Regions from separate parts of the Mus musculus genome. Here all the other regions are linked to region 1. A link is a loop called in an ENCODE intact Hi-C map of the cell type or tissue named here. Cell type or tissue: left cerebral cortex. All regions are shown on one strand. Links, peaks and the distances in the headings refer to the core of each region. The heading gives the core; the rest is flanking DNA. Region 1 holds the start of Gm30912 (a long non-coding RNA gene). Region 2 overlaps Gm30771 (a long non-coding RNA gene). Region 3 overlaps Gm30771 (a long non-coding RNA gene). Region 4 has its middle 46 kb from the start of Gm30483. Region 5 holds the start of Gm30684 (a long non-coding RNA gene).

Region 1 (6,309 bases), core at 935-5,934:
TTTTGTATATAATGATCTGTTTCATCCAGGTCCTGTTGAAATGATCCCACTATATAGTGCAAGCTGGTCTTGAATTCAAAATCCCCCACTGCCCCTTTGGTTCCCACACTGGGTGCTGGGATTACAGGTGTCCCACTCGTCCCTGTGCTAAGCATGAACTTCATTTTGTTTTGAGCATGGTCTGTATAGCCCAGGCTGGCCTGGACCTCTCCGTACTCCTGCCACCAACACCACCAACACCTGTCTCGAATGCCCTTTCAACAGTCAGAGCTAGTCAGTCTGCTTTGTTTTGGGCCCCCAGGGGGTGACAGTGCAGGCCCTAGGCACCATTCTACCTGGCCAGGGGTTGTTCCTACCTCATTCCTGGGCCTCTTTTCTAACATTCCAGGTCTGCTCATGGTGCCTCCACAGGCGTCTGAGTTGTGCAATCCTAGGTAAGTAGGGGCAAGGTGACAATTTTTTTCTCTGAGGGACACTTACTTGGCAGGACCTGGAGACACTTTGGTTTTCAGAGCAGAAGGACAAGTGTTTCAGGTCTCTGGCTGGGTCATTCTGCCATGCACAGGGTGGCCTCTTAATGAACAACAGGGTCAGAGGTCAACAACACTGAGTCTGGGAAACCTGCCCCAGGTCCCTGTGAATGAAGGTTTGTGCTGAAGGGAGAAGGAGGAGTGGGAGGGGGAGAGGGAGGAGAGGGGGAGGGGGAGAAGAGGGGAGGAGGGGAAGGAGGAAGAGGAGGAGGGGGATGAAGGGGAGGAGGAGGAGGACCACCACCTTGACACATAGCTAGGGTTTTCTTCACACAAAAGGGTTCAGTGTGGAAGGCAGGGTGGTGGGAGGAGGGAGGGGTAGGCCAGGCCCGAGCCCACCTCCACCTCTCTACAGTAGAGGTCTGACTACAGTCAGGGACATATCCACCTACTTGCATGGAAGATGGAAGAGAGGTATGGAGGTTAGGGACCCTGAGTCTGGTTGGCCAGGCCTATTTGCCAGGCATTTGAGGAAACCTAGCTGTGCAGGCAGCTTGCTGGATGCAGGGATGCTCAGTCAAGAACAGGAAATCTGTACTATACGGACCACTGAGTATGACTGTCTTGGGTCCCAGGAAGCCTTCAGGGTAGTGCTGTGAGAGCCTAGAGCATACTCCCATGGGGTCCTTACTCAGGCCACATCAGACTCACGAGATCCTGATGTCCCCTTGTGCATACATGTGGATTTCCCTTTCTATCCTAGCCTTGGACACTGCCAAGGTCTACTTGTACCCCCAAGGTCTCTGGTATCTGAGACCACACACAAAACCTAGCAGCTTTAGAGATGGCCTGTGTACCCATTTCTGAGGTGCACAGCGGACTGACAGCAGCATTGTTGTGGCTACTCTCCAGAGACCTTCAAAATGGGATCTGTTGATGTCCCCTGACAGGAGGAGGGGGTGGTGAGGGTCTTAGACACTCCCCTGAGATTCCAGTTACTCTCCTGTGCTGTCCACTCATCTGTGTGCTGTTCTGACCCAGATATCTATGGTTTCTGGGTCTCAGAAGGTGCTAGAGTATAGAATGTGTGGAGAGTTACCTGAGAGTGGAGTAGTTTCTGTCTATGTAGCTATGGGGAATTCATCATCCATATTGGTGGAAAAGTCTTTTGGTGGTTTGGGGTTTGGGGTTCGCCTAGTCTCCTGTAAGCAATTCAATCAGCATGTTCCTCTAGTTAACCCAATAAATCCATTGGTTCCCAAGCTAGGTAGGCAGAATCATACTTGGTCTGTTGTTGGAGCCCCGTCTGGGGTAGCAGTTTGTTCTGTTGGTGTCTCCCCAGGTAAAACTTACCCAGTGCTGTGTCAGAGCAGGGAGGAGAGGTCCTGCTTTGCACAAGAACACCTGAGAATATCTGCTGAGACGATGAAAGCTTTGCTGTTGGCTCATGTCGCAGAGACTTTGGTGCTGGCTCTGTTTCTGAGCATTATGATGGGAGCGAGAAGAGGGAAAGATCTGCTCACAATTGGCCAAGAGGATGACAGTGAGTTTGCTCTACGACAAGCTCCTCCCCCCAAACCCAGTCAGCTATGAATCTACCAAAGGATTCATTCTCAGAAGGTAGTCAGGTCCTCTTGATCCATGCACTCCAGAAGGCCCAGCCTCTGAGCCCCACTGCCTGGAGCCAAGCCTTCAGCTCATAGTTCTGATGGACACTGTAAGTCCAGCACATAACAACCATGTGCAGAATGCATGGAGGGGCTGGCCACTCCCATAGGCTCTGCCAACAGATAGACGCTCTTTATTCTTATTTGTGTGTGTGTGTATGTGTGTGTGTGTGTGTGTGTGCCCGCACACGCACCTATGGTAGTATACACACAGCATGCATGCAGTGTTCATGGAAGCCAGAAGAGGGCGTCAGGTCCCCTGCAACTGGAGTTCCAGGTGGTCGTGTACTGCCCTGTAGGTGTTGTGAGCCAAGCCTTAATCCTCTCCAAGAACAGCAAGTGCTCTTAACTGCTCATCCATCACTCCAGCACCCTGATTGCTGGGTACTCCCTTCACAGCACTGCCTCGGGACTCTCGTAACTATATTCTGTGATGTCTGTCACAAGTCTCTCCCTGGTTCTATTTCCCCTGAGTGGAAGACCACCTCTCAGAGAACCTTTCCGTGGCCTCGCTTGAGGTGTGAGACACGGTACCTTACTCTCATAGGGAATGTGGGAGTCGTCAGGGGCTTTACTCCCAACAAGGAGAGGAGGTGTCCTCCCCTAGCCTTTCTCAGTCCCATTTCCTCTCATAGGCTCTTGCTTACTACTGACCACTGAGTTCCTCTACATGCATTGCCAGAAATGTCCAGCAGAGGGCGCCCAGCCCTGTGGATCTTTTTAGAAGACAGCCACCCTGGTGCCAGCCTGAGAGAGTCCTCATTCCAGGTAGCCTATTCTAAGCATCAGAAGAAACAAACACCTCTTCCTGGTCCTCAGGCCTGTGGACAGTCTTCTCGCAGACCAAGCACTGGTAGATATGAGCTGTGTCCTGTTTGTTACTCTTTCCTATTACTTTGGGTACAACTTAAACCTTCCTATCCAGGTTCCCAACAGGACCCTCATTTTGTAAAAATTAAAATTAGGTAATGAACTGAACATGACAGCATACACTCATAATCCTAGGATTTAGGAGGCTGAGGCAGATAAAGTATGAGTTTGAGGTCACCGTGGGCTACATAGTGAGGACCCCCCAACACACACACACACTTCTCTGTTTTTTGAAAGAATCTCTGCCCCACTCCTTATTTTAGACCCAAAGAGCCCTTGCTATTTCCCTAGGCCCGGGCTGAGATTCAAGAAAGACAAAGAAACATAAGCTGAGTTTGAAAACACAGAGCCCGTGGGAGCCAAGGTGTTTGGTGGTGGTGGTGGGGGAGGGGGGATCTTGTGCTCTGAGAATAAGTGCCAGGGCAGACCAGAGCAGGCTCAGTTCTTGAATACTACCGCATTTCTTGCTGTGCGGCCCCGAGCAGGTTATTTTACCACTTGCTACCTCAGTCTCCTTTTCTGCACAATGGACCTGGAGTCCCTCTCTGGGACAAGACAGCATGTGAAGAGTTAGGCTTAGAAACTACACAGTGGTTCTCAACGTCGGGGTTGCAACCCTTTGGGGGCAGGGGGGTCAAACAACCTTTTCCCAGGGGTCACATATCAGATATCTTACATATCAGATATTTACATTACGAGTCATAACAATAGCAAAATTACAGTTATGAAGTAACAATGAATATAATTTTACAGTTGGCACTGGGGGCCACTACACGAGGAGCTGTATTAAAGGGTCGCAGCATTGGGAAGGCTGAGAATCCCCGAGTGAGCTAGAATGTCAAATCTTTTTACTTCTCAGCCCTGGCATCATTACTGGGCTGAGTCTTAACAACAGGGACCAGAACTTGCCTGGTAGCAAGAAGGGGACACGGGTTAAAGAAGGTCTGAGTGGGCAGAGTTCCGGGAGCAGGAGCGGGGCTGCGTTTCCAACCTGGGCTGTATCAGACACGGGGAGAAGGGTACACCGCCCCACACTGGCAATGTTGCTTAGAGGGAGGAATCTGCTGCCTGCTAAGTCTTTACAACAAGAAAACTCATCTTGCTTCCGTGCTCAGCAGTGAGTAAAAACACAAATCTTTAACGTGTTAGAAAACAGCCTGCAATTTGAATCTCAGCTCTTCCTCCATCTGTGGCAGTTTGCACTGGTTTTTTTAGAGTGTCAGAATGCCTCGCCTCGGCACCAGCCTGCTGCAGACACCATCCACTGGGGAGACGCCTCCCCCAGGGCTCTGAGGAATCCTATTTCAGACACCGTAACACAGCCCCAGCCCCAGCCCCACACTGCAGAATGCCAGGATGTTCCCCCTAAGCTCTGTATGAGGGAGCCCCGGATTTGTGGTGCCTGGAGATGAGAGCGCTACCCTCATACCAAGCCATCTTAGGGAGATGAGCTGATGAGTTTGTTAAAGAGAACTATTTCAGAAGTAGGGTAGGACTACTCTGGGGCACAGTGGTACAGACCTATAATCTCCACTCCTGGGAGGCTGAAGCAGGAGGGTCATAGATCCAAGGTCATTCTGGGCTACAATGTAAGTTCAAGGCCAACCAGGGCAACTTGATGAGAGCCTGTCAAAAAAAATAAAATGTTTTTAAAAGGGACCTAGAGCTCAGCAGAAGAACACTTGCCTAGTGAAAAAGGCTTTATTAAGACACACTATCTTCTAATTTTTCTTTTTAAATTGTGTATATGTGATGGGTCTCTGTGTGTGTGTGTGAGGAGCCAGAGGTACAGGATCCCTTTGGAGCTAGAGTTACAGGAGGTCACAAGCTGCCAGACATGAGTGCTGAGATCCGAACTCAGGCCCCCGGGAGAGCAGTGCGCTCTCCTAACCTCTCGGCCATCTCTATGACCCTACAGCATCTCATCTTTATTGCTAACATTTGGAGGATTAAACATAACCCTCGTGAGCCTGCAGTGTGCCCCAAGGGGACCTCAGTTCAGCACCCTGGAGATGCATGGCTGGGCCTTCTAGAACATTCTGGGTCAGCCCATCCCAGTCTTCTACCCCCTCAAGAGCACCAGAACTGACAACTGCATCCTTGGGAAATTTGTGCCACTCCAGAGCTTTTTCAAATGACAACGAATCAAACAGGGGGAAAAAATAGCAATATTTTATAAGTTTTAAAATGCTATTTTAACACAAATCCCAGAGCAACTATAGCATAAATCAACAGACACCCAAAAGTATGTTTGTACAAGAAATGTAATAAGCTGGTATGAAAAACAGTGTCAACTGGTACAGATGGCAGAAAAAGCCAATATTCAAATGTATGCTGTTTTACTAACACATTAAAGATCAACATTTTGCTACCTGCTGCTCATGATAGCAAGATTAAAAAAACACACAACACACACATACACTCCCGAGTAATGTTATAACCCAGAGAATGAAGATTCTTAAAGAAATTGTCACATTCTTTCTATACTTCATCTGTTGGCTTTAAGGCTTTCTCCATTGAGAGAGACATTTGCATCTGAAAATGCCGCCCCTCTCCTATCTGCCTGGTGTTTGAGAACACTAAGGAGAAGGTGGGGAGATCAGAGCTTTGGTCCCTAAAGGTCCCCTCTAGCCTGGGATTGGGAATAGTATCACCCCACACACATGCATAGTGCCACCCTGTAAATAGCACTTGACAGGTTTCGGGATACTTACTCAAGCACTGTAACACTAGGGACCCCCAAGAGCCCTACGAGGTAGCAAGCCAGGAAACCTTAGATGCACGCAATAGCTGGCACAGAGGCTCAGAGATGAGAGGCAATGGCCAGAGCTTGCAGGATCTACAGGGAGCACACAAGGCCCGACAGACTACGTAATGATCATTGTAGAGCCCGTGGGCATTCAGATCCAACTTCATCGTGCTGGAGGCATCACAATGCCTGACCTCAAACTAGACTACAGAGCCACTGTAGCAAAGACTGTGCCTGCCCACCGACCAATAGAAGAGAACAGAGGCCCTAGAAACGAAACCACATGGTTGCAGCCAACTGATTTTTGACAAAAGGACTAAAATGCACTGGGAAAAGACAACTTCTGCCACAAGGTCCTGGGGGAAACTGGGTAATTACAAGGAGAAAAACAAAACTAGATCGATCCCTCCTTCCCTTTCCTTCTCCCTCTCTCTCCCTCTCTCTTTCTCTTTCTCTGTGTCTGTCTCTATCTCTTTGTGTGTATGTGTGTATGTCTCTCTGTCTGTCTATCTGTGTATGTGTGTGTGTGTGTGTGTGTGTGCCTGTCTCTCTC
Region 2 (6,309 bases), core at 901-5,900, 55 kb after region 1:
GCAGAGTCTCTCTCTCTCTCTCTCTCTCTCTCTCTCTCTCTCTCCCTCTCCCTCTGTGTGTGTGTGTGTGTGTGTGTCTGAAAATATCATTCAGGACTGAAGATCTTTGTGTGTCTCTAATACTATTCCTCATTAAAAGACTTTATGTAGACCAGGCTGTCCTTGAACTCACAGCAATCTGCTTGACTCTGCTTCCTGGGAGCTAGAATTAAAGGCATGGATCACCACACTCAGCAAGGGCTCCTTATTAAAGAAGAGGGAAAGGTAAGCAAGAGGGAGGGGAGGACAAGGGGGACAGAAGAGGATAGTGATGGGAGGTAACGGGGGTGGGGGGAGTCAAAAGGAAGGAGAGTGGGAGGGGGGAAGGAGGAAAGAGACCACGCCTTGGTCCTTGCTGTTATTATACTGAATTTAGTTGGCTACCTATCATTGCCCTCTCACCCCAGGCTCATGGAAGACTTTCTAAACTTGCCTGTGATTCTCTCTTTTCCTGCTGAGCGGAGCCCCAGGAGGATGTGGCTGGCCATCCAGGGCAGGGGAGAGGCCTCAAGGAAGCATCTATCCAGTGTCTAGTAACAAGTGACTGTTCTTAAGTGAATATAAACTTCATCAGCATAGGGTGGGGATGGGGTTGGGGTACAAGTGCCAGGCAGTAGGCAGCCATCAAATTAGGGCCCTGCTGAGTCTGATGACATAGCTTGTAGTCCCAGGTCCTCAGGAGGCTATGGCAGGAAGATTCAAAGTTCAGGGACAGCCCCGGTAGCTTGAGTCTCAAAATAGAAAGTGAAAAGAGGGAGGTGATTCTAACTCGTAGACTGCACTTGCCTAGTATGTAGGAGGTCCTTGGTTCAATTCCTTGTAACACATACACACACACACACACACACACACACACACACACACACACACACACACACAATGGGAGAGAGGGACAGAAGAAGGGGGGAAGCAAGACCCATAGGGGTCCGATGAGTCCAAGTCCTCAGCAGCAAATTCATGGGCATAGTTGGGAAGGATCATGATGCTATTGTGGGCTTCAGAATTGTTCCCACTCCATCTCTGCTATTGCCACCCTGTTCCCTCCACTGGACTGGTGATCCCAGCCTTCTGAGCCTTTGCTGAAAGGACTGTGGCTGCGGTAGGCTGGGCTGGTGGAAGGTCCCACGTGCACAGCTGCTGGACCCTGGCATGTGCTGATGCTATTAAAAACAAAATACCAGCACTGCCATCCCAGCTCCTGGAGAAAGTCTCTGCATGACAGCCTGCGAAGTAAGCTTGTATTTGAATTTCATCTGCAACCCTGTTGCCTCCAGACAAACTCAAACCTGCACAGATGGCCCCTCGCACCAAAAAGTAAAAATAACAAAAAGCTGGCGATTCCGAGCCTCCCTTTTTCTCTGGGCAGATGTGCAGCAGCACATTTTGGGAGGCGCACCGTCTGTATCCCCACGCTGCATCCTCTCCCCTCCTGTGTGTTCACACTTCCCACCCTCTGGCTTGCTGGTGGGTAGCAGCTGTGGGTAGCCCTTTGGATGGGCTTGTACAAGTGCCTAGAGTGTCTGAGCCTTTGTGTGGAAATTGGGATCTAGAGGGGGAAAGTTAAGAGTTGAAAACACCTCATCTGTTCTCTACTACCCAAGGTTGGTCATGGTATCTATGAGAGGGCTCAAGGGAGAGCAGAATGGGTAAGTGGGTCAGGAGACCAACAGAAGTGGAGAAGGAAGGGCCATGTGCACTAGTGCACAAGAGCAGGAGGCTAACACCAAGTCCCAGCTAGCCTTGGGAGACCAGTGGATCGTTCACTTTTCCTTAGCTGAGGACAGAGATTCTAAGCCCTAGGGTTATAGTTAAGAGCTGGAGAAAAGCCCAGAGAGCATCTCTCAAGGTCACCATGGGTCAAGAGATGGCCAAAAGTCAGAGCAGGCAAAAGCCCTACACACCATGGGAGACTCAAGTCTGGTGGGCCACGTGACCTGAAGCCCCACATTTCATTCAGAAGTGGTAGCTAAGGTTTTGGGTCCCCTAAAAAGTCAGAGGAGATTAAATTAGAGTAACAACGGTCAGAAGAAGTAAGAAGTTTATGAATCCAGAGACATAGCCAAGCCACAATGCTATCTAGTTTCAGGAAGGGCTCCATCTGGGTGTTCAGAGGCGTCCATCTTGCCCAGCTTGGCTTGGTTCTGTGCTGACTTCATTCTCCACTTGCTATTTTCCAGTATCTTTTAGGCTGACATTCCTGCCGGCCAGAACTTCCCTCTCAGAGTATCAAGCTGAATGAATGGTCCTTAATCACAGTGGTCAAGGAATGTGGAGCTAGGGCAGGACAGGCATGTGGCATGAATCAGTCCCTGGGGCAGAACTCATCATCGGAACTACCTGACACCACAGAAGCAGGGGGTGGGGGTGGGGGTGGGGGTTGAGGTGGGGGGTGGGGGTTGAAGGGAGGGAGGGGGCGGCTGTCAGTGGTCTGGCAAAAGCAGCAGATACAGAAATAGCACAGAACCTGGTTAAGGCCTGAACAACAACAGAGGTGAGCTGCTGAACAGCGGCATCCTGCATTTCACAGCAGGACTCTAGCTGTAACTGGGAAGCCATGGTCACCCACTCCCCAGAAGTTGCTAGCTCCATTACGCAGTTTCAGTGACTGGCTTGGAGAAGCAGGCCTACCCCCATAGCCTCGGGGTTGGGCACAACTCAGCAGGGTTCTGTTAATTCTTCCTTTCCGCTGTGTCCTAGGGCTCCCAGTGTTTTGGCTTCCATATACCTTTTCCTCAACTTCACTCAGAGTAAAGAGGCAGTCCGAAGGAGGGTCTTCCCTAGCCAAAACTCCAAATTCTCTACAGAAAGCCTTTGTGCACCACGGAGCAAACCACACGGAGTGAGCCCAAAACCCCATGGCTGTTCTGGGAAGCACGGGCACAACACACGTGGTTGAATGTGCAAGGGCACTAGTTAGAGGGCATGGGGAGATTAAAAACAAAAGCATCATCTCAGAGGGACATATTGAGGCTGGAATGTTGGTAAATGAATCTGGAGAAACTGAACAAAACGGAGGCTCAGCAATTTGCCCAAGGTCAGACACTGAGCCTGGCTTCAGGGCCTACAGCTACATTGAGCTGCCTCGGAGCCTTAGCCTTAGATTAATGGAATGTCCCATTAACAAGCTCCTGAACCCTCAAACCCAAAATTGGGAGGGGCCCAGGTATGGGTTTTCAGGGCCGCAGGACCTAGCCGCTTAAGCCTGAAGAGGGCGCGCATTCCTCTCCGGGACTGCTGGCAGCTCAGCCTTTCTGCCTGGAGCACGCTTCCTACCAGTCCCAAGCACTCGGGTCCCCCCTTTTAGGCCTCCTCGGGCCCGCCAGTCCGGGATGACAGCTTGGCTGGGCCCCACGCCTGGACTGCGCCCGGTACGGCGCCTCCCCCCGGTCACGCGGCACAGATGGGAGAGGAGGAGGACGAGGAGGAGAGGAAAGGAGGCCCTTTGGGGCAGAAGGGTAGGAACCCGCTGCACTGGGCGTCGCCTCTGAAAGGGGCTCTGTGCGGCTCGGGGAGAAGAAAGGGGCAAAGAAATGGAGGAGGAGCTGTGTAAGGAGCAGTGATGCAGGCTCAGGTGTCCGGACCCCACCGCAGTGTTCCAGCCACACCCAGACGGAAACCATGGTCGACGGTTTGGCCTGCGCCCGTCTCTAGACTGCTAGCTGGGGGAGCAGGCACCCCTGTCACCTCATTGTGCACGGAGCAATAGGCCTCGCCATGTTAGCCAGACCAAATGTAGCCCTTAGGGCAAGGGCAGAACGTAGGAGTCGGAGCCCAGAACCTCTTGCCACGCAAGCCACAAAGCAAGGCCCAGGAGCCCTGCTGTCCAGGGCAGATCTTGGTGGCGCCACTTTCCAGCCACGTGGCTTGGAGCAAGTTTCTTTACTTCATCTGTGAAATGGGAGAGCGCGCACGTAGTGGGGTTATTATGTAGGGGGGTTTCGTCCCCTAGGGCTGGGCCTGCCTTGGTCACAGCTCTCACCAATGCAGCGGGATAAAGAAACTGAAGTTGGGGACAGAACCAGGCCGCCCCAGTCCCGCGCCGCCCAAGACCTCCATGCGCGCGCGCGCGCGCACCTTACCCGCCTCCTCCTTCGGAACCCGCAGCCCCGCCCTTCTGGCTCAGGCTGAGCTCCACGTGCGGCGTGTTTACACACGTGACTCCAGGGCCCGCCCACCCAGCCTCCGCCTCCGATCCGACCCCGCCCCTGTCCCCGCCCCATGTCCTCTGCGGCTGCGCGGCGTCGAGCTAACGCAAAGCGCCTCTGTAACAGAGCCAAAGCGTAGGTGGATCTCTGGGTAGGCGGGACTTTGGGCCTCCTCGTGGCTTCCTCGCGCACCGCGAGGGGGGCGGGACTGGACGGTCACGGGCGGGGCCAAGTGTGAGCGCAGGCTCTAGGCAGGGCGTCGCGTGGGCGGGGCTGAAGAGAGCTGGGCGGTGGCGCTGGGGTCCGGCGCATGCGCAGGCACACCAAGCTGTACAGCTTTCAGACCTGCTTTCGCCACGTTCCTAGTCCTGCCCCTGTGTAGGCTGAACCAGGTAGAACTAAGAAGGACACATTGACGCCCACATTTCACTGCGTTTTGGGCAAAGACGGGCTCTCCAGGATTCTCTTCCCTTGCCCTCCTGCTATTTCTCCCTTTCTTCTGGATTGGTTCGGTGCAGGCCTGTTGTGGCATCCTGTTTGTCTTTGATACCTTACCAGTCATACCATTGAAGCTCATTACACCTTCTCTTTTTCCTCTCTCCCTCTCTTCCATCTCTCTCCTCCGTTACTTCCCACCCTCTTCTTTCTCTCTCATACTAGGGATTGAACCTAGCCCTGAAGCGAACTGTCCTTGTACCGTACCGCCACCCCACTGGGTCCAAAGAATTTCAGCACCTACATGATGACACAAGTGGAAAATTGCTTCAGTACCGTGCCTGCCTGCCTGCTGCCATTTTTACTTTTTCTTTTTAGAAACCAAGTTTGCCCAGGCCTGCCTTGAAGTCTCTTCGTAGACCCAGGCTAGCCCTGAAGTACCTCTGTTAGGCCCAGGCTGGCCTAGAATTTGTGATCCTTCTGCCTCAGCGTCCCAAATAGCTGATATTTACAGTCAAACCCAGCTTCCGTAAACCCTAAGCAGACTCCGAGATCGTGCTTTATCCCTCACCACTAGCAGACTTCCTCCTAGATGTATCACAAACCCTTTTAAGCCAACATATATGGAGTGAGCCCCTTTTTTCTCTGAACTTTGTGTCACACCCCATTTCTGCAGTGCTTAGCACTGCAATCCACCTTCTCAGGAGGTTAGGCCTCAGACAAAGACAATTAGTCTTGATGACTGAAATTTAAATGCCTTGTAATCTCCCTTCCTAACCAGGGAGCATTCGGGAAACAGAGGTGGCCAGATCTCTAAATTCAAGGCCAGCCTGGTCTACAGAGCTTGTTCCAGGACATCCAGGGCTACACTGAGAATTCTTGTCTTGAGGGGGAAAAGAAAGGATCTCCCCTCCCTTCATTGTCTGCTACACTCATGTCTGTGACTCCAAAAGAGCCTCACACTGTATCTGTTTGGATTTTTAGAAGATCTGCCATCCTGTTTGTCTTTCCTCAAGTCTAGCTAACATTTCTAAATGATTGCATTAATTATCTGTAGGGAGAAATCCAAACCTCTTCATTAAAAGAAAGACAGGAAAAAAGACAAAGGTGTCTTTGGCTCTCCCTCTTGGTTCCAAGACCACCAAAATTATCAAAACTGAGGATACTAAACCTTTACAGAGGATAATGTAGTATCTGCTTATAACCTGTATATAGCGCTCTGTGTCTCTAGAGTATCATACTTAATGCCATAATATATATTATATATTATGCTCTATTGTCTAGGGAAAAACATAATTTGGAATTTTCTATGGAAATTTTCTATGGGATGGTGTGTATGGTATGTATACACCTGCGTGTTCCCATGCAGGTGTGTGTGTGTGTGTTTATGTAGCTGTGTATGCAAGTACTGGTTTGTGTGTATGCTCCTGTGCAGATGTAGATGTGTTTATATGCAACTGAATATGCAGATGGAGGTGTGTTTGTTCACTTTTGTGTGCAGGTGTGTGTGTGTGTGTGTGTGTGTGTGTGTGTGTGTGTTTCAGAGGACTATTTCCTGTGGTGTTCCTCAGGACAGAGTGACTCACTTGCCTAGAAGTTGCCAAGTAGGCTAGTGTGGCTGCCAGCAAGCTCTAGAAATCCTATCTCAGCTCTGAAACAGTGTGTGCAAACTTGGACCCCTGTGTCTGGC
Region 3 (6,309 bases), core at 644-5,643, 68 kb after region 1:
TGCTACCCCATGTGAGGAGTCTGGGACCAGCAGGCAGAGCCCCGGTTATCTCTAGGTTGGTCAGATTTATGGGCAGGCCAAAAGAGAACAGTTAGGTTCAGGAGCACTTGAACCCAATCAGCTTGCTTTGTTGCAGTTTGAATTGGAACTGCCGTCCACCAACTCATGTTTTGAATACTTGGTCCCCAGCTGGTGGGAATATTTTAAGAGTCGAGGGTCTACATGATAGAAGTAGAGCTACTAGTGATGGGGCTCTGATGGACACTCCAGGCACCTAATTCTATTCCAGCTCCTTCTGCATCCTGGCCCACGGCGATGCGAGCAGCTGCTGACCTCACACGCCACTGCCAGGAAGTCAGCCGTGATGAGCTGTGAAGCTGTGAGCCGACCAAACTTTTTCTCCTTAAGTCGTTCCTGTATTTAGTCATAGGTGATGCAAAAGTAATGGATACTGTTGATTTTTTTTAAGTATTAATTTGTTTTTATATTAATTTATTTTTATTTTATATGTGTGTATGTTTCAGCTGCACCCCCTACTTGTGCCTGGTGCCCACAGAGGCCAGAAGAGAGCGACAGGTCCTGGGAACTGGAGTTATTTATAGATGGTTTAAACTGCCATTGGTTGTTGGGAACCAAACACAAGTCCACTAAATACCTGACTCAGCCCTCTCTCCAACCTCAATGTATCTGCTTTTTACCCACAGCTAGGCTAGCAAAGAGCTGTACATTCCTGGCTTGAGAAGTCTTCCTTACCAGAGAGCCTCTTTCCCCCAAAGATTCAAGGATCTTTGGGTCTTTTGACCAATCTGGCACCAGGTCCCTGGAGGCCAGGGCAATGCAGAACTCGGATTGGCCAGAAGTTGTCATAGTGACCCCTTAGGGATGGCGGTGACCCGGAAGCACTTGCTTCCTGATTAAAGTGCTTCCTTATGGACTAGGACCTAAAATGGAGCTTTAGGTACAGAAGGTACTGGGATCAAATGCACAGACCTTCTAACATTCCAGAGGTAGGGTTTTGCCGGGTAGAAATCCGGGACTTCTTGTGTTCGGAGGTGGTGTTCTGAGCACTTTCCCTAAGTAGTCCTCCTTTTGGTCTCAGGTTGAAGTCGTAGCCCTGAACTTGCACTGCTTTCCCTCAGCCTGGCTCAAGGACTCCATGGGACTGCTGGTGTTAAAAAAAAAAAAAAAAAAGTGAAAAAGGGAAAATTGGCAGTAGCCCTATGAGTTAAGTCGACTTGATAAAATATTTCTTGTTTTCTCGAGTTTACATAGACCAAGTTTTCACTGTTGCTATGGGGTGGCTTGGCAGAAAGATGAAAATAAATCTGTGTAATTTATTTTTTTCCATGCGTCAAGTAGATTTCCGCTCGCTTCACACACGCACACACATGCACACACACACACACACACACACACACACACACACAGACGTGCGCACACATGCCTGCACATATAGGCTTTAATAAAATACTTAAACCCTTTCATGCACTCTGTGGAAGGAATAAATATGTACCGTACTTTCAACTTCTGTTCTTTGAAATACCATATGGTCCTCACCGTGGGCTTAAAATACTCTGGTGAGCGGATGCTTTCATGCACAGATAGCCAGGTGGAGTTATCCCCCCCCCCCCCCCCCGCCAATCTCACAAGGTTAATTAATCCTTTAAAATAGAGCTTGGAGGGGTCCCTGCGTTTGGAGCGCACAGTCAGAGGGAGGTGGCCAGCCTCTCTGGCCGAGGAGTGAGTACAAAGGCGGCGGCCAGGAGGACAGGGCCGGGGCGCGTGCAGCCCGATGGAGCCTTTGATGAGTGCGCAGGCACTCAGATACTCACAGTTTGTGTCCTGCATAATCAGGATAACAGGCTCATGGGTTGCATGAATAACTAAGTTTGTCATTGTGCTTAATTTCCCTCAAAAATAAAAGGGAGTAGGGGGAGAGAGGCTGCCCCTGTCTCTCAGGCTTCATGCATATTTATAAAGGGCAGGGAAGTGAGGCTGGGTGGCCGGGAGGTGTGCAGAGGAACCGTCCTGGAAGATCACTGCAGGGCACCGCGTGTTTGCTCTGTGCCTGTTCTGGACCTTGGTTTTCTCCTCCGATCAGGAGCATGAAGATCTCTTGCCCCGAGCTTTTGGTCCCCAAATAGGGTTGTGCAAAGGAAGAGGACCAGAAGAAGCCGATGCTGTACTTGTGCTGTGCTCTGTGTGTGTGTGTGTGTGTGTGTGTGTGTGTGTGTGTGTGTGTGTGTGTGTGTGTGTGTGTGTGTGCAACTGTACCTGTGTTGTTTCACTATTATAGTGTTCTTTTAATCCTTGTTTATTCCGGTGTAAAAGCTACACTTTATTTTAAATGGGCTATGAGTTTTATAACCTTTTTTTTTTCACCTTCCCTGACTCTTTTCAAAGAAAATTCTGGAAACCTCAAAGTATCTGGCTGTCTTCTTTGCCAAGACTAGTCACACTGCCTAGGAGTGGGGAGAGACTCCCCAACATCCCTTAGGTACAGGGTTTGGGGACCAATCCCAGGTCTTTCTCTCAGTAGCCAGCAGGTGGCACTTCTGAGCTTTCCGTTTGGCCACCCTCCTTTCCCACCCCAGGGTTCCATTTGTCTTCAGTAATATGCCACACAATCTCTTCTGATGCCCGTGCAGTGGGTATCACCCACACCCTGATGCACCTCAGCTACACAGGGCAGGCTAGTGGCCAGTCAGCTGTTCCTCCAGCCTAGGGCAGCCTACTCACCCTCCTCCTTCCATGCTAAATGCAGGGGGCTTCCAGAAGGAGGTGTCATTGTAGGTGACCTGCGCCACCTCCCACCCCCCACCCCCCCGCCACCCCTGCCTCAAGACTTCTGGAAAGGAAAGGGACCCAGAACCCAGAATTGGAAGACTGGGCTTTGCTTGAGGGGACAAATATCTTTCCACCCTTTGGAAAGGATACTGTCTGCTGACATTTCCTTGTCTCCCCACCCTGTACACCACTGAGTATGTGCTAGGTAGACCTCCCTAAATCCCAGCGAGGTAGCATGTGACTCTACCATTTCAGAGGAAGGGGAAAAGGCGGGCTGTGTGAAGGTGTCTTTCCCACTTTTAGCTCTGGGACATGGGTGGACATGGGAACCTGAGAGGGTCTCCCAAGGGCACTCAGCAGAAAGAAGCTGCAGGTCACTGCCCCTCCTGCTGGATCACTAGAGGAACATGATTCCAGATTCCCCCTTTTATGGCTGTCCAGAAGCCTGTCACACCTTCTGGGTATGTGGCAGGATAAAGGTGGAAGATGTGGCCAGAAGGGAGCATGCTGCCATGCTTATGAAGGGAACGTCCATGCTGTTTTGGAAAGTGAAGGTGGCAGGTGCACTCCTGGGGCAGGTGCAGTTTTGGGCTGCTGGCCTATTCCACCACTCTGTGAGCAGGTGCTGGGAAAACACAACAGGAGGACTCCCCTCCCTCCACCCCACGTGTGCTGTTCAGTGCTGTGGGATGATGCTGTGGAGTGACAGAGCCAGGGCATTCCAGCCAGGGAGGGGAGATTAATTTAGGGTGGTTACAAGTGTCTCCAGGAGCCATTCTGCAAGCCAGGAGGGAGGCCCAGGCTGCAGAGATCCATTCCCAGGGCTGCTGAATGACTAATGGCTATTGAGACATAATGTCCACCAAGTCACATCCGATTCTGTATTTAACGTTTAAATATTTAATTAATTAAATGTGCCAAATATTTAATTAAACACCATCAAAGCCACCAAGACATTCCACCGTGCATAATTCAAAGGCAAGCCAGTCTTCTCTCTAGGTTCCCGCCCTCCTCCCACAGTGGGGTCAGGTCCCTCTGTCTGGAGGGAAGAAAATCAGTTTGAGCCCAATTCTGAGACTCAGAACACAGCCTTGGACACTGGTACGTGATTAGACATCAGGTTGGCTGGGCTGTAGACAGTTCCCATGGCTCCCCAAGAGGTCTCCTTTCCCACCCCTTTCTCCTCCATCCCTCCCTGCCTTTTCCCCTCCCCTCTTTCTCCATCCTTCTTCTTTCCCTCTTGGCACACAAGTTTTCTCTCTTTAGTTCAGGATGGCCTGGAACTCTGATCCTCCTGCCTCAGCCTCCTGAGTGCAGGGATTACAGATGTGCACCACCAGGCCTGCTTCTGCCTCTCCTACCTCAGTAGACACCTGGTCGAACTCCTGGTGAAAGCAGTCCCATCCATCACCTTGCCTAGGGAGCCGTAGCTCCTCTTGTTGTGTCTTACTCTATTCTCACCTCACACTTCTCAAGCCTAGCCCATCACTGACTTCTCTCTGTGGCCACACCAACTGGCTTTTAGAATGGGTGCATATGAGCCAAGTACACTGGTGCACGCCTAAAGTCCAGTGTTTGGGAGGCAGAGGCAGGCAGATATCTGAGTTTGAGGCCAGTCTGGTATCTATATAGTGAGTTTCAAGACAGCCTAATGAGACTGTGTCTTGAAAATAAAAACAAAAACAAACAAACAAATGGGCGGAAAGCCAAAGTTCATCTAATTAGAATGATCCTGGAACATCTGGACTTGCAGTGAGAAAGAACATGAAGGAGATCAAAATGATGACAGCGAAGATAGACTTCATGGGTTCTCAGCCCAGCCTCTAGTCAGTGACAAGTTATTTCTCCAACGGCAGAATGAGCCAATTCAAGCCTGATTAGACTATATTAAAGGTGGACTTATTGGGAACTTTTGGAGAGTTCACTGGTCCCAAGCATTGAGGCAAGGGGAGTCACCATGGGGAGAAGTGGGAAGGGAGAAGAGAAAGAAAGGGCTTGCACAAAGAGAAAGAAAAGAAAAGAAAGAGAAGGAGGAAGGGGAGGAAGAAGAGGAGGAGGGGGAGGAGAGACTGAAGTGCAAAGTGTCTGAATTATATAGGAAAGAACCCTTGGGCTGGAAAGTTCTAAGTTGGGGGCAGGGTGTGCCAAGTGGGGACTGAGGGATGCTGGGAGAACCTGGAGGCCAGGTCTGCTTGGTACTTAAAATATGCATCTCAGTCCCTTGTTCCAGGGTCTGAAACCAAACACCTTGTTCCTCCATGATTTCTCTACCTATAATGTATGCGTGTAAGTGATGTGTGTGTGTGTGTGTGTGTGAGAGAGAGAGAGAGAGAGACAGAGACAGAGACAGAGAGACAGAGAGAAAGAGTAACTGGGCTTCTTGGTACTATATTTTTCCTTGCTAAATACAGATTTACTCCTTTATTTCTGTATTCGTACTCTGTTATCAGCCTTACTAACGTTCTGGACCACAGAGGGGGAAAAGTACAGTTAGTTCTTTCAGAGAGACACAAATAGACGGGTGTCTAATCCACTTTCTGTTTCTGTAACCCAATTCTTGAGACTTTTTCAGAAAAGGGATTTCATGACTCATAGTTTCTATGATTGAGAAGTCCACACTGGGTTGCATCTGGTGGCTTCTGATGAGGTCTTTGCTGCTCTAGGCACGATGGATTCCCCAACATATCAGGAGAGGGTAGATCATACGATCTTCCTAACCCAGGTTGGACCTGTTCAATAGATGTCCTAGCTTTAGTAGTTCTGGCCCTGACTGTCCAGAAGAGCCCATCTACACAGAGGTAAAAATACTGACACTGAAGCCTCTATAAAACATATCCTTTAAAAAAAAAAAAACAAAACCACAACATAATATGAATGCTTTCTCCTGAGTTAGTTTTGTTGGGACATTTGATCACAGCAACAGAAAAGAACCAAGTACACTCCCATTGGTGGTTGCTGCCAGGTACTGAGTCACAGGGACACAAACGCCACTCATAGAGTTTGGGTTTTGAGACTTTCTCGTTATGTAACAACCCTGGTTGGTCTCAGACTCTTTCTTCTGCCTCCATGGTGCTGGGATTACAGGATTACCCCCAGGCTGGGCTTGGTTGAGTTTGAAATGGAGAAAAGGCTTCCTGTTTTCAGCTCCTCGCTGTCTCTGCTTCCTTCTGGTGTGATAAACACCGGGACCAAAAACAGCTTAGGGAGGAGAGGGGTTTATTCCAGCCCATCACTGAGAAATTCTGGGCTCCCCCCCGCCCCCCCAGGTAGCAGTTATATGACGGGTCTAGTATAGAATAGATTTTATTTAAGGGCATGGGAAGGGGAGTTGAGAAGGGAATAGAGGCAGAGAAAGGAGGGGGAGGGGGGAGGGGAGGGGGAGAGGGAGAAGAGAGAGAAAGAGAGAGAGAGAGAGAGAGAGAGAGAGAGAGAGAGAGAGAGAGAGAGAGAGAGAGAGAGAAGAGGCTGGCCAGGAACGCGTGGAGAGAGAGGGGGGAGGGAAAGGGGAAAGAGGGAAAAAGG
Region 4 (6,309 bases), core at 455-5,454, 770 kb after region 1:
CCCTCTCTCTCTCTCTGTGTGTGTGTGTGTGTGTCTGTCTGTCTGTCCTTCTGTCTCTGTCTTTCTTTCTCTCTTTTTCTTTCTGTCTGTCTCTGTCTCTCCCCCCCCGCCCCGTGTGTGTGTCTATCTTTCTGTCCCTCTCTGTGTCTTTCTCTGCCTCTGTCTCTGCCTCTGCATGTGTCTCTGTCTCTCTCTGTCTCTCTGTGTGTGTGTATGTGTGTGTGTGTCTGTCTGTCTTTCTGTCTCTGTCTTACTTTCTCTTTTTTTCCTCTCTGTCTGTCTCTGTCCCCCCCCCCAATGTGTGTGTCTATCTTTCTGTCCCTCTCTGTGTCTTTCTCTGCCTCTCTCTCTGCCTCTGCATGTGTCTCTGTCTCTCTCTGTCTCTCTCTCTGTGTGTGTCTGTCTGTCTGTCTTTCTGTCTCTGTCTTTCTTTCTCTTTTTTTCTCTCTGTCTGTCTCTGTCCCCCCCCATGTGTGTGTCTATCTTTCTGTCCCTCTCTGTGTCTTTCTCTGCCTCTGCCTCTGTCTCTGCCACTGTCTCTCTCTGCCTCTCTCTCTCTCTGTCTCTGTCTCTCTGTCTCTCTGTCTCTCTGTCTGTCTCTCTTTCTCATCTTCTCAGTACACAGCAGCCCAGGCTATCCTCCACCTCTCAGTCTTCCTGCCTCTGCTTCTCTAGTGCTGGGGATATAGCTGTGTGCCACCAGGCTGAGCACTTCATTAGGTTTTAGAAAAGCATGCTTAGTGTGCACAAGACTCTTGAGTTCAGTTGCTAGCACAAGGAAAAATAAAATAAAATAAAAGCACCACAACTCAGTTTCTAGGACCGTTTTGCTAAGTCCCTGGTTCAGGAACAGGCATTTCCTTCCCCTCACAGGTTCATAGCAGTTAATCCAGGGCCAAGAGTGCTGACCCTCAGCTGTTCCGGGGGAGGTGGGAGGTGCTGGGGCTTCCCTGACAACCACCAGGAGAAGAATCTGGCTCCCATTATGGGTCGTAGGGAGTTGTAACGTTTCCCACGAGCTGCTCGGGAAGCCTTTCATCTGAGCTCAGCTCTAACCTGGACAGTTTCCTTCACTTTCATTCCTGTGCAGCCTCTGACCTGCCCCTGTGTCTAACTCTATGTTTTTGCTATCCAGGGACTCCCTCACTTTCAGGTAGCATTGTGGGCTCAGCCTCAGGTGGGATTTGCTTCCTCTCTGGCCTGCATTCCCTGGACTCAGATAAAGGGCTGCCCCTCTAAAAGCTGCCAGCCACTGTCTTCAGAGACTTGGAGCAGCAGGCATTCCTGTGAAGAACATGGGCTACAGGAGCAGCTTTTGAGCCTGACCTGAGGTCCCAAGAAGCCTTCCTTAGATGCACTTCTCTTCTGCCCCTCCTGACCTCATTTCCTCTTTCAGCACGCACAGTGTAGACAGATCTTTGCGCTACGACATTGCTCTCCAGCTGTAACTTCCATGCCAAGTTTAAAAGTGAGATCCTTCCTAGAAACCCACGGGCGTTCTCGACCTACATAACAGCAAAGGGCCAGGGTGATGGCCCAGGAACAGAAGGTGCCAGGTTCTCCCCTCCGGCAAGAGCTGCTGGCCTTATGCAGGGATCCAATTGCAGAGGCGACATCAGCCAACAAAAATTTCAAGAAAGTATGACTCATAATTAGTCCTTTTGACATTGTTTCACATCAAAAGACATAGTCTGTGTTCTGTGTCCCTCACCCGAACATGGAAACTGCTGGAGTTTGCACGCACAAAGGGATTTGCGATTTTAAAAGCTTAATAAAGGCTGTCCACACAAAACACACACACACACACACACACACACACACACACACACACACACACACACGCCAGTTGGTTTCTTTAAAGTGGATTTAATTAGGTCAGAGAGCCTGTTACTTTGGGGGGGGGGGAGTGGCGCAGGGTGACGATCATTTAAACCATATTTTCAAGTTACCATGTTGTACTCTGCTAGACGGTGCCTCACAGATCCACACACGAGAAGCGAGAGCTAAGAGCTCCCTTGGAGCCTTAGAGCTCCTTTCTCTCAACTACTGGTTCTTCATGAAGAGAGGCCACTGTCCCTTGCCTCGGAGTTATGGGGTGGCATGGCTGGGGCATGTCATTCTGACGTTTACTAAGATTTCTGAGACCCAGGTCCACACCGAGGTCTCCACCCTTGTCAAGGAGCTACCAGCAGCTGCTGCAGACGTGGAGGGTTGGCCCCAGTCAGCCCCTGGGCCATTTTGGTAGCGATTTATAGATGGACTTTGTGAGTGAGGAGTGGGGGGGAGGGAAGGGAATCAAAGTCACAGGTGCTCCATTATAACGACTGGAACACTTACAGAGTCGGACGCTCTGTCATTTAATAAACCTAAAAACGAAAAAGCTTTTGTCTGTAAAAGGTGACCAATAGAGAAAGAGTTTGGATTATATGATATCTCATAACTTAATCATATGGCTCTTAAGAGGGGGACATACACAGCTGTGTCTCGCTAATATGCATGCAATATGTGTAAGCCGATATGCTTTAATTCGAAACTTGTTTTTAGCAGGAAGAAAAAAGCGTTTAGATGAGGAACATTAAGATTCAATATTAACCATTTTCCCCCCTTTGGGCAAAATTAGTCATCACTTGATATTTTTTAAAGCAGTATTTTATTATTATTATTTTATTTTTACTTTTTATTTTTGCTACACTGAGATGTGTCCAAAAATCTTCAAAGTTATGTGGCAGAGTGAACAGGAGACAGCAGCAGCCCGTTTTTAGCTGTCAGGGGACAATGGGTTTGGAAATATGGATTCTTTCTCTTTTAGCTCTCAAGTCTTCTGTTAAATACCCCAGACCAAGGGACAGGGCAAAGGTTAGGGTAGTTTGAAAATGGTTTCCGGTTTTGTGCTGCCTCTATTAGGCACACACGCTGGCGTTTTAATTGTTACTCTGTACTACTTTAACCTGAATTATTTAAGTATATTTGCCTTAATAATCTTACCCCCCCCCCAAAAAAAAAACCCACCAAGACAAAGGAATTGTAGATTAGAGACTTTTTATTTTCAGGGCAAAATGATACGGATAAGTGAACATCAACTGACCAGAAATTATTTGCTTCTGTCTGTTAGACACGTAATGGAGTCATTTAACTAGTCAAATTAGGAGCCGCAGAAAGCACCATGCTTCATTACTGAGTTCGAATGGGCACCATTTTACATTTACGTCAAAAATTATCTCATAGCAAATTAATGTTTTCATTGTGCCGAAAAGCTGGAGCTATGCAGTATTAGCACCACCTAGAGGCTGCTTGGAGAACTGCTGGGGAGGGAGGCAGCTCATGCCAGGGCCAGATCAGGTTATTGGCAGCCTGGATTAGGCACAGCCCGTACATGGCGAGGGAGCGAGGAGGTAGGACAGTTTTCCCGATCTCGGGGTGATGCTCTCTGCTCCAAAATATTCTCAGTCTTTGATACTCACTCAAGTCCTGTACGTAGTTCTACTTAAGATTGTAAATTATTTTGTGTGTTTGGATGTTTTGCCTGTCTGTGTGTGTATCACATGCGTGCCTTTCCATTCCAACATGCAGGGGCTCTGAAAGAGAGCAGAGAATCCCCTGTTGCTGGAGTTACAGATCATTATGAACTGCCGTGTGGGTGCTAGGAACCACACCCAGGTCCTCTGTAAAAGCAGACATGCTCTACACACTGAGCCATCTCTCCAACCCTCATGCCTGTACTTCTTATTTCTCTCATACTACACATGAGCTCTTTTTCCTTCCCAAGACTTACGCTGTATGCAGACATCAGATGTAAGCCAAAGCAGTGTTTCTAACATAAATAAGAGTCCTGTCTGCCATGGCTTTACCAAAGTGACATCATTATAACCTATCTTTTGTTAGTGTCAAAATTTTCCCTGTCTGGGAAGAGACACCATAAGATATTCTTTCCTTTAAAGCCACATAGAACCAGCTCAGCTCCCATCCAAACAGGTTAGGAAGGTTCCTGGGCACCCCAGGAGTGCTGGCTTCTGCTTAGCGTGGAGAGAAATAATTTAGAATAAAATGGCAAGCCCTTCCCAATAAAAATATTTATGAAAATGATATGAAAGCAGTCGGTGGCTCTGGGAGAGCATGGAGCATACTCTCGGAGCAGAAGCAGAGAGAAGAATCGAAGCATATAAATAGCATTGAGGACTGGAGAATATTTCTAGACAATATTGATGTCTAAAATATATGTGAATGACTGCGTAATGATCAAGGCAGACATAATTCAAAGTACAGTCGGGAGCTGGCCTCCAACTCCCAGCCTTCAATTCTCCAGCAGACATCTGTTTGCTGAGAAAACCTCCCTAACAGCTGCTCCACGGGAAGGGGACAGAGCCCAGGGCAAGATGCAGAGCTGACAGGTTCAGGAGGTTCCTAGGTGCAGAACTAACTAGTGACCCCTCTCCCACTCTCCAGGGTGCACAGAGCCATTCTGTTTGTAGATTGGGCGGAGGGAGGAAGCGGTTCTGAGAACCAGGGGAGCAAAGATCTCCCTGGGGAGTCTCGTCAGGGTGCCCAGGCTACAACATCTCCAGGGCAGGCCCATCACATCACCAGAGGCTCTGGTCTCCTCTGTCTTTATCCACCAAGCTACCTCTCTCCTGGTCTTTAAATTTTCCTCATGCACCAAGTAGGAACTGAGGATTCTTTCAGAGGGAATTGCAGGATCCCCACCACCACCACCACCACTGCAGTCCCCCTCCCCTGAGCAAAACATAGTACGAGTATGTCCAAGCAAACGACAGACATCTATGTTGATCCTAACAGTCTCGGTGTTTAACTAACTTGCAGGAGACGATCCAGAAAATGTTCTCAATTCTCTAGCTTCAGCAAAGATGCAGTCTAAGGTTTTAAAGACAAGATCTCCTTCTTTTGAAAAATAAACAGCTGTGGACCCACAGGTGAGCCAGCCAGAGCCATGTTTGTTTGCCACACTCAAGCTGGCCAGAGTCTCCTTTACTAAGTACATTATTTTAAATCTGTGCTTCAAAAGTTCAAGAATTCCACAATGACCAGGAGACCTCAGATAGGGTAATGAGAGATGAACCAGGGAGGCCAGTATCTGAGAGTCTCTCTCTCTCTCTCTCTCTCTCTCTCTGTGTGTGTGTGTGGGGGGGGGGTTCAAACAGATACAACAATATTAAAAGCAAGCTACAAGCACTGTGGTCTTCTCTTCCCCTTTAAAATGCGAGGGAGGGTGGGACTCCTTTTTAAACCTCTTCTCATGAATCTTGCCTGCCACAGTGTCTCAGAATTCATGTTATGTTTACCAAGGCCAGGCCGGAGGATCGGATAATTTATAACCATCCCTATTGGGTTTTATGTAATAACTTTGAAACTCGTATAAAGTAATGATCCACAAACTCTTTTAATGTTCATTATAAAATATGAAATATTCCTCAGAACCATCGCAATTATGTGACCAGACATAACTGTTTCACACATGAGTAAATATAGGGAGGTTTAACATAACTTTATTATCTCCGTGTCTTTCCTTCACACTGATGTGATAATGCTGTTTTAATATTTTTTTTTCTAAAGAAAAGTTAAGTAATTTTAGAATCTCTACCGAGGCCCGCTTTATTGGCTTTTGTAATAGAACTCTCAAATCTAATTGTATTTATGCACAGACTGACACTGGTAAGTGCCAGGAATGGAGGGAAATGCCCCCTGGAATGGTGTCCTCCATAATTACTATGGAGAGCAGGGTCTCTGCTGGCAAGGCCTGGGGGACTGGGGAGTCCGACCCGGAAGCAAAACTGCAGAGTATGTCCACTCTCTCCTGCATCCTTCTGCCTCTAACACTGTTTGTTGATGTTCAATAAAGGAGCAAGTGAGCCTGGATAGGATAGGGGCTCTGGACAACTTAACTTTTCCTTCCTCATCATGAGGATCCTATCTGCCTCCTGCTTCCTCTGCGCCTGGGGCTCAACCTTTTGTTTCCTGAAGAAATTTCTTTCCTCGGGATGCTACTGATTTAGTTAGAATTGGGTACCTTTGCTCTGGGGGGGGGGGGGTTGGCCTTCCTCCTCGAAAGGTTTAGGGATGGAAAATCTCCTTCAGGGAGGAAGTCTGCAGGAACCATCATTCTGGGAAACCAGTTTGTGTCTCTTCTCTGATCCGGGTTGAGTGAGCTCTTAACTGAACAGTCTCTTTCGGGCTTAGGCAAGCACCAGCCTTATACAAGTGTTTGCCAAGCCTAGCGTGCACACGAGTCTCTGGATCTTACAAAACACAGGCGCCCTCGGTAGGGCTGGGAAGAGCCCAAGCTTCCTTGGTTCA
Region 5 (6,309 bases), core at 853-5,852, 80 kb after region 1:
ATAATGCTTGTGGATCATGCTTTCATTTTGTTTTGTTTTTTAAAATTGGGTCTGTGAGACAGCTCAGTGGGTTCAGCACTCACCACAGGCCCCACAACTTAGTTGGATCCCAGAACCCTTATTGAGGTGGAAGGAGAGAACTAGCTCCCCAAAACTGTTTTCTGGCATCCACAGACCTGCTGCAGCACACACTGCATGGTAAAAGAACTCTACAAAGAATTGACACAGAGTAAGATCCCTGTGGGGGTTTGAATAGGAATGACCCCATACACTCAGATGTCGAAATGCTTGGGACATAGAGACCGAGTATTAGGAGGCGTGGCCTTGTTGGAGGAAGTGTGTCAATAAGGCGTGGCCTTTGAAGACCCAGAAGCTCAAGTCAGCTAGCTCTCCCAGCTGCCTGACAATCCAGTTGTAGATCTGTCAGCTCCTTCTCCAGCACCACATCTGTCTGCCCACCACCATGCTCCCCTTCAGGAGGATAATGGAGTAAACCTCTGAACTGTAAGCCAGTCCCAATGAAATGTTTTCCTCATGCTCTCTCTTCACAGCAATAAAACCATACCTAAGATAATCACGATTATGAAGAGCAACAAAGACTATGGAGGAGCAATTTGAATAAGAAGAAAACAAAATATCCAAGGATTGTATGGAAGATGATTTCATCTTTCTAATGCTCAGAGAAATGCAAATTTAAATCAATATTATATTTTATATATTACACTGATGACAACTAAGCATTTTGACAATGTTGGGAAAATATGAAAAAAAAAGATGCTTATAAACTGTTTATAAGAACGTGAATCAAGCCGGGGATAGCGGTGGGTGTCCGTAACCCCAAACTTCAGGAGGATGAGGTGGTAACAAGACAAGACCCTAAGTTATGAGAAGAAGAAGGGAAAAGAGGAAGAGGGGGAGGAAGAGGAAGCCAAGGAGGGCAAAGTGGAGGAGTAGAAGAGGGGAGAGGAGGTGAGGGTATTTTTTTTTGTTTTGTTTTGTTTTGTTTTTTGAATGTGTCTCTCATGCACTGAGCTACAGGTAACAATGCCTAAGGATCAGAAAGATGTTCTATAAAGGTAAAGACCATGGAGAGCTCACAGACATAGAACTGTGTTTTACACACACACACACACACACACACACACACACACACACACACACACACACGGCTTTAGTCCTATGAGCATATGAATGAAGTGGAGGCAAAGTCCCCCTTCCCCACCACTTTCACCAGCACCTTCAGATAGAAGCGAAGACCTTGACTTCAGCCTTCTAAAACGCTCAGTAAATGACCCAGCAGATTCACACCTCACCCAGAATTCTGACTGCAGACCTGACATCGCTCTAAGCACTGAATCCATGCTAATTTGCTATTGTGGAGTAGCGGAGAAATAGACTTATGTGGGGGGCGGGGGTACCGGAGAGATGTCTTAGCTGTTAGCAGCACTTGCTGGTCTTGTGGAGGACATAGGTATGACTGACTCCCAGCATGACATGGCAGCTCACAACTGCCTATCACTCCAGCTCCATGGACTCTGTTGGTTTTTGGACTTTGCTGGCACCTGCACACACACACACACACACACACACACACACACACACACACACACACACACACACACATATTCAGATAGAAGATATGATAAAGGCAGTGTTGTCCTGGGACAAGGCCCTAATTAACGTGTCCAATTTTGAAACGTGGTAAATCTTGAAACCATGCACAGCTTGTCAGGCTTTCTCTCCTTACTGCCACAGCGGTCGGTCTTGCGGTGTCTACAAACATCTCTGCCTCACAGAGATGCAGAGAGACCCAGAGGGGTGGGGGATCAGACAGAGAGAACAGCACCAGAGCCAGCATGGTCCCAACAGTGTCTCCCCAAATTCTACCTTCTTGATCTAGAGACTTGTCTAGAATCCCTCAGTGAGGGGCTGGGGGCTTGGCTCAGTGGCTGGCAGTGACAGCATGCACAAACCCTGGGTTATTAAGTCAGCATCAAAAAGGAAAGGAGAAAAATATTTTGCAGTTTTTTTTTTTATTTCTCTGCATTATGCAGTAGGCCCTTGATAGCTGTAGGGAGTTGGTTCCTTCTACAAATCCTCCCAACCCGTGCACATGACGGTTTGCGGTTTGTATACAGCCTTTGTGCACACACCCATGTTCTTTAAGCCCCTCTAAGTGACTGCTGAGTCCTAGTGCAATGTAAATAGCTGCTTAATGCATTGCTTAGGGAACAAGGATAAGAGAGTCTGTATGAGGCAGTTTAAGGGTGAATATTTTCAATCCGTTGAATCCAGGGGTGACTTCACATATATTCAGGGCTGATATACTTTTTTAAAGATTTATTTATTTATTTATTATATGTAAGTACACTGTAGCTGTCTTCAGACACCCCAGAAAAGGGCACTTGATCTCATTTCGGATGGTTGAGAGCCACCATGTGGTTGCTGAGATTTGAACTCAGGACCTTCAGAAGTGCAGTCAGTGCTCTTAACCGCTGAGCCATCTCCCAAACCCTGATATTTTGTTTTATTTCAATTATTCCTTCCTTTTCTAAGGACCTCAGAATACTTGTAATATGCACACACAATACTGCAAAATTTGTAAAATACCCCCTCAATTATGACCAGAGAAGCCCTAACTTGTGACCCAATCCGTGGCCTAGGCTGGGTCAGCCAAGCCTAGTAGCCAGTGGCGACTAGTGCAGCTGACAGTGTAGCTCAGGCTCCCTCTCTGGGGGTTGGGCACACATGTCATCTTGACTAGGTGGGTTTCCCGCCCCCCCCCCCCCAGGTCTTATTAGTGTAAGGTGTGTAATGGTCAGGGTGGGGCTCTTTATTTTTTAGCCTCTTAAAGGCTCTAACTGTGACAACTCTCTAAGGTCACTGACTAAGAGGTTCAAGTCCAACTCTTCCCCTCCCCCCTCCCCCCTCCCCCCCCCCCGCCCCGCAGCCCCCTCCGACCCCTGCCTTCTCTGACCTGCATGGTTTCAGTTCCACCTGGCTTCAGTTTCCCTCTCTGTGGAATGGAGTTCAAGGCACACATGACTCTCCGTTGGGTCTTCAGGGGCAGAGGATTCTGGCCCTGTACTGATATACTTGTATGGTTTGATCTCCAGGGGCTCATAGTGAGCCCGGTCTAGATACTCTTCTCAGACTCCTCATCCCCCCCACCCCTCGCCCAGTACCCACGCTGAGCTCAGAAAGAGCCCTGGGATTTACAGGCATTTGGTCCCCTTCATCATTTACAGCGCTCCGGGCTAGATGTAGCCTGCTTTAACTGTGATGGCATTCAGTGGGGCCTAGCTGGGCGTTAAAAACGGGCAGATCGCAGGGGGCTCTGGTCGGCCCTGTGCCACCCGTCGGAAGTCGAACCGGGTGACGCCTCGGGGTTGAAGTGCGTGAAATGGTAAGGAGGGAGAGAACGTTCTAATCCGCCTGGGTAGGACAATCCAGTCACTCTGGCGGCCCGGGGCTCGCCCACGCTGGGTCCCCGCAGGGGCTGATTGCTCGGCTCCCTAGCTACAGACCAAGCCAATCAGCGCGCTCGCGCCGCGAACAGCAGGCGGCGGCCCGCCAAGGGCGGGCGGGGTGGGACAGCGGGGAGGGCTCTCGGGTAGCACACCGGCGGGCCAAGGCGCCCAGCTCCCGGAGGTGCACCGCGGGTGGGCTCCGCTGGCCGGGGCAGCGCTCCCTTACGGTCACGGGATCACAAGGCATCTGCTGCCATCTGGTGGCTGCGCTTCGGCAGCTGCGGCGCCAGGGTTTGTAGGGTTTACAGGGCTCACAGGGCTTGCAGATCCCTGCTCATCCTTAAACCACGCCACATAGCCAACAGTGTCCACGCTGCCACCTCTCGTCCTGCTCGGGATTCTCCCAGCAGAGTGAGAAAGCCAGCATCTCCGAGGAGGCCGTGTGTATCAGTGGCGGCGCAGAGAGCTGGGAGGCAGGCTTGGTATGACCCAGCTGAGTAGGATCACCTCTGTGAACTCTTTTTCATTCTTCTGTAAGTTAGAGCGGTTAGATGTGCATGCCTTGGGGAGCCTTTGTAATGATTAACTGGTGAATTCAAGTGAAGATGTAGTACGTGGTCAGAGCGCACACTAACTGTTCCTGAGTGTCTTAAGTTAGGGTCACTATTGCTATGATGAAAACCATGACCAAAGGCAAATTGGAGAGGAAAGGGTTTATTTGGCTCACACCTCCACATCGAAGTCTATCACTGAAAGAAGTCAGGGCAGGAACTCAAACAGGACAGGAGCCTAGAGATAGAAACTGATGCAGCCGGCCATGGAGGGGTGCTGCTTACTGGCTTGCTCATCGTGGCTTGTTCAACCTGCTTTCTTACAGAATCCAGCCCCAATGACCCAAGGATGGCACCACCCAAAGTTGGCTGGACATCCCCCATCAATCACTACTTAAGAAAATGCCCTACAGAAGAATGTTTGTTAACGGAAGCATTTTCTCAACTGAGATTCCCTCCTTTTAACTTTAGCTTACGTCAAGTTGACATAAAACCAGCCAGCACACTAGGATAGACTGCAGATGCCAGGCATGTGCAAGGCACAGGATGAAACACACACACACACACACACACACACACACACACACACACACACACACACACTCACAGACAAATGAGTTCGAGAACTGATCATGTTTTGGATTCTTCACTTCTGCATCTGTGAACTGGGGATACCAATGCTGGCTTCCACCCCCAAGCTTGGGTAACTAACACGAGTCTACCACTCCCAAGATAGATCTACTGGCTGTCCTGGGACTCCTAGGCCTTTCTTCCAACTGTAAGTCGATTCCCCACCACTCTGCAAGCTCTCGAAGCTGTGTCCAAACCTGGAGACTCTACCTCCTGTCTTACAGATCAGACTTGTTTTTCTGTCTCCAAACCCTCTCTCCAGGGTCACAGACTAAAAGGTCCAAATATAGAACAGATCATTTTCTCTGACCCTTTTCAATGAGGCCCTACAGGGACAGCCACCTCACCCCCTCTAATAAGACATGGTAGGAGGAGTCAGGTGGTAACAGTACTTGCCTCCAAGTCTGACGACCTGAGTCTGATCCCCAGGACCCACGTGATGCAAGGAGAGAAAGGACTTCCTTTTCTGACACACAAAGAATAAATATAGTAATACAAAATTTAAAAAAAGATATGGTAAATTGAAGGGTAGTAAATACCTCTCCAAAAAGGAAAGTTGTCAGATGTGATGGCACAGCCTGCGGTCCCAGCATCCAAGGCCCTGAGGATCTGAGGATGGAGGAGGCGAGGGAGGGAGGGAGGGAGGGGGTGAGAGAGAGAGAGAGAGAGAGAGAGAGTCCTGAAAGCCTGCAAGCAGCCACTGTCCCAGAGACATGCTGAGCAGGTGGCTTCACACAGTGTCCATGGCTTCTCAGCATGCAGCAGCAGGAGGGCTGCAGAGCAGGGTGTGACAGCCAGGTACAACCTGGACAAAGTGGGATGTCTCAGTAGTGCTAGTGCTCTCAGCCTGTGGAAACGCCGGCTCCAATTCAAAGGTATCAAATATTTGCTTAGCTGTTCAACATTTCTTCAAATAATATACTCACAACTAATTCATATCTAGACTCGACGTCTTCATCTCTCTCCAGCCTCCCTCCTGGATTAGCTGTCTTGTCTATTCTGGGAGAAAATTGCCCTACATTCTAAAAATAGGCCTTGCAGCCCGGACACCGGCATGTACCATCAGAGAAGGCTTTATTTATTTATCTTGAGAGCTGTCCCCTGGGGACAGCTGCAGTCGAGCCTGGGGACACATTCATCAAACAGCTCAGGTACATGTAGGGGGCTGGGACCACTGAGATCAGTGCTGCCTTCAAAACAGGCCATGGTCTGTTCCTGAGGATGCTCTTTGACACTCAGGCAGGGAATGGGTTCTCAGAGACAGGACCTTCTCTTCTCCAAATATGGTTCCTTTTGCTCTTGGGGGTTAGAAGCCCAAGATCCAGGACCCAGAAGAAGTGAAAGAATGCTTATGATGGATGGGGTCTTGGATAGTAGGGGCAGACTCTGGTTGTAATGGGACCCTAAGTCTGAAGGTCAGAGGCTCTGATCTGACCTCTAAAGTTGGAGCCTAAGGAATGCTCACTTCCAGTTTTTGCTCTCCCCAGTCTCTTGGTATTCTCCTGGCTGGTTCCTGATAGTCTGCAAAGACTGGCTGCTGTGCTCCCAACTCAGAGGCTTTGCCCATGGCCTCCTGCATTATACAGAGGGGCAGACAGGCAGCTACCTTTAGACCTCACTCCATTCCGGCTTCTTCTGTGTCTCCTTATCACAGAGGG

Evidence for each region. Hi-C counts contacts between places; a loop is a spot of excess contacts. Peaks named below come from ENCODE experiments on the same cell type or tissue, not always from the same donor. Only the 100,000 strongest peaks of a DNase experiment are listed, where the experiment ranks them.
Region 2: it touches region 1 in a loop (4-fold over the local background); 3 of 42 quality-filtered maps call a loop at or near these places.
Region 3: a loop joins it to region 1, with 2.3 times the contacts of the local background. A loop is called at or near these places in 23 of 42 quality-filtered maps.
Region 4: a loop joins it to region 1, with 5 times the contacts of the local background. A loop is called at or near these places in 21 of 42 quality-filtered maps.
Region 5: it touches region 1 in a loop (7-fold over the local background); 27 of 42 quality-filtered maps call a loop at or near these places.

Annotation. Positions count from the first base shown.
Region 1 is chr7:38,138,439-38,144,747 of GRCm38, reverse strand. It overlaps Gm30912 (a long non-coding RNA gene), which reads left to right and starts at 514. Exons shown (of 3, transcript XR_391294.2): 1 at 514-646; 2 at 1,813-2,013; 3 at 2,773-2,878. In left cerebral cortex, for the core only: a CTCF peak has its summit at 2,826 (motif pointing right); DNase peaks (open chromatin) are centred at 2,486, 2,831 and 4,204.
Region 2 is chr7:38,083,087-38,089,395 of GRCm38, reverse strand. The region is part of intron 3 of Gm30771 (a long non-coding RNA gene); the gene reads right to left. Among named protein-coding and RNA genes, the nearest start is that of Ccne1, 21 kb to the left of the region's middle. In left cerebral cortex, for the core only: a CTCF peak has its summit at 3,228 (motif pointing right); DNase peaks (open chromatin) are centred at 1,386, 3,369 and 4,364; H3K4me3 peaks cover 1,637 bases; H3K27ac peaks cover 1,138 bases.
Region 3 is chr7:38,070,285-38,076,593 of GRCm38, reverse strand. It overlaps Gm30771 (a long non-coding RNA gene), which reads right to left. Exons shown (of 5, transcript XR_391291.4): 2 at 991-1,165. Among named protein-coding and RNA genes, the nearest start is that of Gm30684, 11 kb to the right of the region's middle. In left cerebral cortex, for the core only: a CTCF peak has its summit at 2,552 (motif pointing right); DNase peaks (open chromatin) are centred at 1,512, 1,848, 2,557 and 5,333.
Region 4 is chr7:37,371,054-37,377,362 of GRCm38, reverse strand. It overlaps a transcript of Zfp536 not described here. Among named protein-coding and RNA genes, the nearest start is that of Gm30483, 46 kb to the right of the region's middle. In left cerebral cortex, for the core only: a CTCF peak has its summit at 3,284 (motif pointing left); a DNase peak (open chromatin) is centred at 3,287.
Region 5 is chr7:38,058,648-38,064,956 of GRCm38, reverse strand. Gm30684 (a long non-coding RNA gene) reads left to right here and starts at 2,644. Exons shown (of 7, transcript XR_003946753.1): 1 at 2,644-2,764; 2 at 3,249-3,406. Gm30771 (a long non-coding RNA gene) reads right to left here and starts at 3,677. Exons shown (of 5, transcript XR_391291.4): 1 at 2,978-3,677. In left cerebral cortex, for the core only: a CTCF peak has its summit at 3,737 (motif pointing left); DNase peaks (open chromatin) are centred at 3,709 and 5,548; H3K4me3 peaks cover 996 bases; H3K27ac peaks cover 951 bases.